Linked DNA regions of Homo sapiens: region 2 is linked to region 1. A link is a contact called in ENCODE Hi-C or POLR2A ChIA-PET data. All regions are on one chromosome and are shown on one strand. Each heading gives the region's core, a stretch centred on a gene start or an enhancer-like site at or near the end of the contact. The rest is flanking DNA. Distances are from core to core; before and after follow the strand shown. Region 1 holds the start of IFT56 (intraflagellar transport 56). Region 2 holds the start of MRPS33 (mitochondrial ribosomal protein S33).

Evidence for each region. Hi-C counts contacts between places; a loop is a spot of excess contacts on that map. ChIA-PET counts read pairs that join two places held with the same protein, here RNA polymerase II (POLR2A). Pooled maps may share reads with other maps.
Region 2: a pooled map shows a loop between it and region 1 (11-fold over the local background). The contact joins the promoter of MRPS33 here to the promoter of IFT56 in region 1. A Hi-C loop is called at or near these places in 1 of 37 single-sample maps with no recorded cell type and 5 of 50 pooled maps. POLR2A ChIA-PET finds 5 or more read pairs at or near these places in 1 of 52 experiments (H1).

What each region holds. Positions count from the first base shown.
Region 1 is chr7:139,131,968-139,135,265 of GRCh38, reverse strand. It overlaps IFT56 (intraflagellar transport 56), which reads right to left and starts at 1,488. Exons shown (of 18, transcript NM_024926.4): 1 at 1,406-1,488; 2 at 474-611. The coding sequence starts at 1,408. RefSeq lists enhancers at 1,472-1,651, 1,369-1,663.
Region 2 is chr7:141,013,054-141,016,603 of GRCh38, reverse strand. MRPS33 (mitochondrial ribosomal protein S33) reads left to right here and starts at 1,652. Exons shown (of 3, transcript NM_053035.3): 1 at 1,652-1,693. RefSeq lists enhancers at 1,124-1,323, 1,844-1,893, 1,356-2,001, 3,144-3,213 and a silencer at 1,471-1,779.

The sequences.
Region 1 (3,298 bases), core at 239-2,738:
CGCCTTGTAGCCAGGCTGGAGTGCAGTGGCATGATCTTGGCTCACTGCAACCTCCGCCTCCCGGGTTCAAGCGATTCTCCAGCCTCAGCCTCCCGAGTAGCTGGGACTACAGACACGTGCCACCATGCCCAGCTAATTTTTGTATTTTCAATAGAGACGGGGTTTCACCATGTTGGCCAGGATGGTCTCGATCTCTTGACCTTGTGATCTGCCCGTCTCGGCCTCCCGAAGTGCTGGAATTACAGGCATGAGCCACCGCGCCCGGCCAAGTTTAGTTTTTTAGTTCGTTTTTTATCAGGTTTATAGCTAACTTGGAATCTGGAATCTGTGCCTGACTAGATTTACAGGGGATTTGTACAGGAAGCCCCAGAATGCACCCACCTATTTCAAGAGCATAGCAAACAGCATTCACCCAAGCATTCATCTACAGTCTGGTATTCATACACTAAGAAGCAACGTTCTTTGGGCATTACCTCCAACAGGGTAATAGCTCCAGTGAAATCTCTTTTTGAAAGTAGCTCCTCTAGTTTTGGAATCTTCCTACCTTTCTTCTTTCTTTTGTCAGTGTGCTGTACGCCTCTGCCTACAGCAGGTTTGGCCCTTGAAAGCATCTGTAAAAGAAACAAAGACAGCTGTATGGTCCAATTCTGATTATCAGATTTAAACTGAGAGTGACAGCTCTGTAATTTATAAGTCAAGGCCGGGCACAGTGGCTCATGCCTGTAATCCCAGCACTTTGAGAGGCGAAGGCGGCGGATCACGAGGTCAGGAGTTGGAGACCAGCCTGGTCAATATGGTGACACCGCATCTCTACTAAAAATACAAAAATTAGCCGGGCGTGGTGGCATGCGCCTGTAGTCCCAGCTACTCGGGAGGCTGAGGCAGAAGAAACGCTTGAACCTAGAGGCAGAGGTTGCAGTGAGCCAAGATCGCGCCACTGCACTCCAACCTGGGCGACAAAGCGAGCCTCCATCTCAAAAAAAAAAAAAAAATTATAAGTCAAATCCTTAACAACGAACCCCAGGGAAGCCTATTCAAACTCGTTTTGTAACAGGTATTCTACTAGAAGAGCCATCAGCCAATACTTAGGAAGGACCAAACAGCTACTCCCAACTTTTATCTTCTCTGGCTAGAGATGCTTTCGCATTGCTTCTGTCATCTCAGCTTTCCCTTCCTCTGCTTCCCATCCCACGAGTGGTTTAAATGTGAGTAAACGGAAAAGCAGGAGGGAAGAAAGCACCGAGGTATTTACAGTTGCATCCCTGTCCCCCGTGGGAACACAGGGAGAGCTGGGGATTACTCTCTGCGGACACACCTAGACTTCACACAGAAGTGTGCTGGGAACCTCTAATCGCCAGCCTCAGGACCTACTCAAAGTACTCCCTTACTATTCAGAGCCACTAACCATCTTGACGTCGGTCTTGTGAGTCCCCACCACACAGCGAAGGCCGCGCCTCAGCGTTTCGCCGCATCCACACAGCACGTTCTGTCTCCACGGTAACCCCGCCTGGACGCTGGTACGAACGGGAGAAAAGCTCGTTGGAGAACCAGCGCCCGCGGCTTCTTGGTTCCGTGCAGCTTCTGCCGCGGAAGAGCCGAGGTTCCTCTTGGGAGGAGAGCGTCGTTCTCTGGGCTGAGAGCGAAAGTTTGGTTGTCTCTATTTATGAGTTTACTTTAGGAAAAGGCGAATTGGAATGGCATTGTTTTTCAAATGCAAGTTTTCTGGGAAAGAAATTTTCAGGGACCACTTCTGTTTGGGGCCGTGTTGGACTCCATAGCAACCCTTGACTATGTGCACCGCAGAATCTTGGTCTCTGGCTGGTGCGGGAAGCTTAGAAAATTTCTGCTGAAGGAGTTGTAGTTCTGTGATTTGGAAGCAGGAGTGCACCAAAATACAGTTTCCTATTTCCACAGATACACCTACACACAATAGAGAACTGTAATAAATATTTGTCGATTGGATGACTTAATTTATCTATCTTACTCCTGAACCCAGTTAATACAGGGGCAACCACAGTCTTTAAATTCACGAAATCGTGGAATGTTAGAGTTGGAAGGGACCTTACAGGACCTCTGGTCAACCCCTCAGAATTAACAGACTGAAGAACTAACATCTTGTTAGTTAACTAATGTCAGCCTAAAATAACCAAAAAGCTCAGGGATCCAGTTGAAAGAGTTTATTCAAGTGCAAAGTGTGAGGGCGGCTATCCCGGGAACCACTGACAGCAAAGAATGGTGATCAGTGCTCCCTGATGCAGGGAAAGGTGAGGGTCATTTATATCACCAAAAACAGGAGTGCTGTACGTAATTACAGCATTTTCTAGATGAGGCTAACGTACACAGAAGATTCAATTCACTACTATTGATTACACTGTAAGGGGGTTGTTTAATATTCTATTGTAAAGAGGTAACAATCACAAGGGTCTCTATCTCCAACGTCATTTAGTCTGAATAAAGAATAAAAAATCTGGTTAATATATAACATCAACACAAAGATCAGGAAGCAACAGTCATGCACCAGAGAAGAAAAACAGCCATGTTCTGTGATTTAGTTTACAGGGCTTAACTTTTCCCCTTGGCATAGTACGTTTGGAAAGTGCTGAAATTTTCTTTTCACATTTTCCCCTTTTCTTCAAAAGCTTTCAGAGAAAGCATTATAGAAGAATTATATTCTCAGGCCGTGTATTTGATCAAACCTCATGTCACTAGGAAGGCCCCTTCCTGGCAGTCACATCCCAGGGAGGAGGGGAAATTGGAAAGGACCAAGTCCGAATTATAAAGCAACAAGAGAAAGTAGTTCTGGAACCTGATTCAGGCTACACGGCTGCCTCTTCAATCAAACAATTCTCTGAGTAGTCTTTGTTCTACACATTTTCTCAGCTGTGTGTTGACCCAATTGCAGATAAATACCATAACAGCTCTGCAGACAAAGGCAAGACAAAACACAAACTATGATAATTCCTAAAATACATAACAGCTTTTGCCACCAAGTTCCCCAAGATCCAAATCAATTACTTAACCAGTAGCTTAGAGAGGGTTTTGGATCCGAAAGGTTAATTATTAGAGTTTTTCAAATCAGTTATTAATTTGGTGACGTTATTTGATTCATCTGGGATATAAACACAGCATTCAGTTTCTGTCATAGCACAGATTCCTCCTTGGGCTGCAGTGAGTATGTCTAAGACCATACAGTTTTGTAATACAGTCTTCTCATGACAGTAACTTCATTATTTAATAATGAGACATTCATGTGGCTGTTATTTAGGGCCTTTTGTGTGTAATTGGTTAGGGCCTGTAC
Region 2 (3,550 bases), core at 403-2,902, 1.9 Mb before region 1:
GATGTTGGCCTTGAAGTCTAAAGTGATGTGGCCACAAGCCAATGAATGCCAGCAGCCACCAGAAGCTGGAAGAGTCAAAGAACTGATTCTCCCCTAGAGTCTCTGGAGGGAACACAGCCCTGTCAACATCTTGATTTTGGCCCAGTGATGCTGATTTTGAATTTATGGCCTCTAGAACTGTAAGATAATAAATTTCAGTTGCTCTACAACACCAAGTTTGTGGTATTTTATTATAGCAGCCTCAGGAAACTAATATGAACCCCCATGAAATTGACTTAATAAAAGTGATAGTGCAAAGTACCTAAACAGTCACCTGAAACTCTATATACCTAGCTATGTTTCAAGAAAGATTTATGGTAGCTTATAGTAATTCACAAAACATTGATAACACCAATAATTCATACGTGAAAAGGAAAAAACAGGAAGGATATACAAAACGAAGCCAACAAGGTTTATGCAAAAAATATATATATGTGTGTGTATATATATATATACACACACATATATATAGCTCTTGCCTCGAGCCAATTAAAATTTGGCTTTAAACCAGCAGCTTACACGTAAAGGAAGTCTTCTTGTTTATATGATTCAGTGGCCATTACATAAAAACAAGCCAACTCCACAGAAACAAGTACAAAAGACAAGACGAAATTTCTCCCAGGAGTTTCGCTCCTTAGGACTTCTTTTCTGGACTGTAGCCATGTATAGGATACTCATTACCCCTTTGTAAACTTAAATGTAGTCACTAGACCCAACTTTATAAGGCTGTTTACTATATCATATAAGGCTGATAACATGTCAAAACTTAACTTGATAAAAGCAAATCCTATAGCATAGATTGATTAGACGTCAAATTCTAACTTAAAAGTAAATTCTGTAGGAGGAAAGAGGGTGTAAATACAATACCCACTAGGTAGGCAACTCACTACCGATATTAATTCCAGGGTACATTTTGAAATATTTATAAAATGCCTTGAACGATACTCAGAAAACGAGTACAGTTTCCTCACCCAAACTATCAAACATTGAGTAAGTGCTGCATACAATGCCTATGGGATGTGGCTTGCTTGAAAACAGATTTAGTATGGGGTGAAATACTCACAATGCTTTCTACTATCTGCCCAGCGAGGTCTAAGATAACTACTGAGGAGACAAACGTTCCATCCCCTACTCCCTGAAGAAGCTCCTGGGTCAATGGGGGAAAGCGCTCCTAACCCAGTAGCAAGGAAGGCTTGCAGCTAGGGATCCTAATTAACTATTAGAAGATGAGCAGATAGATGGAAGGGGAGGGGGATGGCGCCGCAAGTCGGTCAGAAAGACCACACGGCACACGCATCGCCATTGCTTCAGAGCTTTTGGAGGCAGGTCTGTAGCCATTCCCACCAAAACATACTACCGAACCGTGCATGCCCTTCCAGGAGAGCCAGACCTTTCTAACTCTCCCCAGCCCACCACCTCCCCGGGTCCTCCGCACAGGCGGCGGCGCTAGCCTTACTGCGCAGGCGCCAGGTACACCTCGGAGGCCTCAGGAGGGGGAGCCAGTAACTCCGGGTCGTTCACTAGGGCTCCGCTCTAGCTGCCAAGCTTCCGTTTCTCTACTGCTCCCCGTAATAGTTGCCTGCGCGAGCTTGGAGCCGGGTAGAGGGCGGGCCTTCCGGGACGAGGGCGCGTGGGTGAGGAAGGTCAGGTCTAGGTAAGGCTGTCGGTGACTTTGGGGGTCTGCAGCAAGGGGCGATGGCTGCGAAGTCTACGGGGGTCTCCAACCTTGTAGAGTCGCCAGGAATAGGGCGAATCCACTTCATTAGTGACCAGCTCGGGCGGTTCACGTGCATCACACAAATAACTTGGCCTTTTTCTGCCTCAGTTGGGGGATTTCTTAAACGTAGAATACCCGCGTTTCCGCTGCCGTAATTTCCTCTCAGGCGCAATTACTCTCTTCCATATTGGTTAACAGTAGAAGGCTCAGTTTCTCTGCTCATCACACGGCCTTCGGCACTGTAGCTTTGGGTGGTGGGCTGCAGATTAATTTTGTAACCACCTTAAGAAAAATACGGTAAGGTGATATTTAAGAAAAATATTTGCGAAATGCGCTCCCGAGTCAAACATCGGTTGACTTGACAATACTACAGTTTCCATCACAGTCAGGCATGATCGAGTCAGGTGGAGGGAGTTGAAGATTGTTCTTGATGAACTGAATGCAGCTAATACATTTTCAGTGCCGTTGATGCCTCTATGACTCCGTAAAATAATCGGTACCGGGTTTTTTTGTTTTTAAGCATTCTGTTGAGATTGTTTTTATGTTTAGATTGTTTCTATGACAACGTGTGTACACTGTATGTGAATTCCTTGGATCCTGATGGTTATTAGGGTGGGCACTGTGCCGTGAATTTTGCATATTAGCTTCACATCGCAGATAGTATGACTGTCCTCGTGTAGTCGATGAGAGAACCTGGCAGAGAATAAGCACCATTACAAAAACGACGTGGCCATTAAAAGGCAGAGGCGAGATTCCAACCAGCTTTTTTATTCTGCAGCTGGTGCGTTCTGCTAACCAATGGTTTTTGGGAAACTGGAGAAAGCTCTCTCCCAGAACAATTTACACACACACATACATACACATATCGGCATACAGATGTACACTTCCACTGTTTTCAAAACGCTGAAGCACATCCCGGTTAAGAACTCTTGCACTTCATCTTTACCTTTCAAAGAGAAAAGGCAAACCTAATACAAAGCCACTTATTGAAATAATCTTTTAAATGCATCAGACCTATCAAAAAGATCAAAGAAGTTTGCCCTGTTATGCCAAAGTAAAAATATGGGAATTTTCTTCTCATGTGGGCTTAATTTGTTTTGCTCAGCACATTTGAGTAATTTGTTTTTGCTTAGCATTTTCAGCTCCAGTTAACTTTTTTCATGAGAGTACAGTTTTCTTTAGTTCACATTTAAAGAAAGGTAACACTTAAAGTGACTTGTACTCCCCGAGAATGGTTTCATGTGAATCAAAATGTAATTGACATGCACGTTGTAAGAAAAGCTCCCGTGTTATTCTTCGTGAGAGACATGTGTCTGTGCACTGTGGAAGGAAACAACAAAGCAGTGTCATTGGTAATTGTTAAAACCACTTTCAGTTTCCTCCTGTTTAGCAAGTGGGCCTTTGTTTCTAGTAAGGGATTCAGGTTTGAAAAGGCTTATTCCCTTTCTCTGTCATAAAACTTTAGGACTTGGATTTTATGATATAACCATGTTCCAGCCTATTCTAGTGTGACCTTTTTACTTACAAGTTATGTATCCCAGTAATTTGCCACATTCCAAAATGGGCATGGACATAACAGCAGCATCCTGTGATGGCTTCAGTGACTACTGTCCTACTGAGTCCCTTCCTCCTCCTGGCTATCTTGTCAAGTTATCAAGGTGCTGGTCCTCTCCCTATGTTTCTCTGGCTGTCAGTCTTTGTAAATGAGGTCATCATTCCAGGGAGGCACAAAGTTTTTACTATATGGAGTATCTATCTGTCTGTCTCTCTCTCTTTTTTTTTTTTTCTTAAACA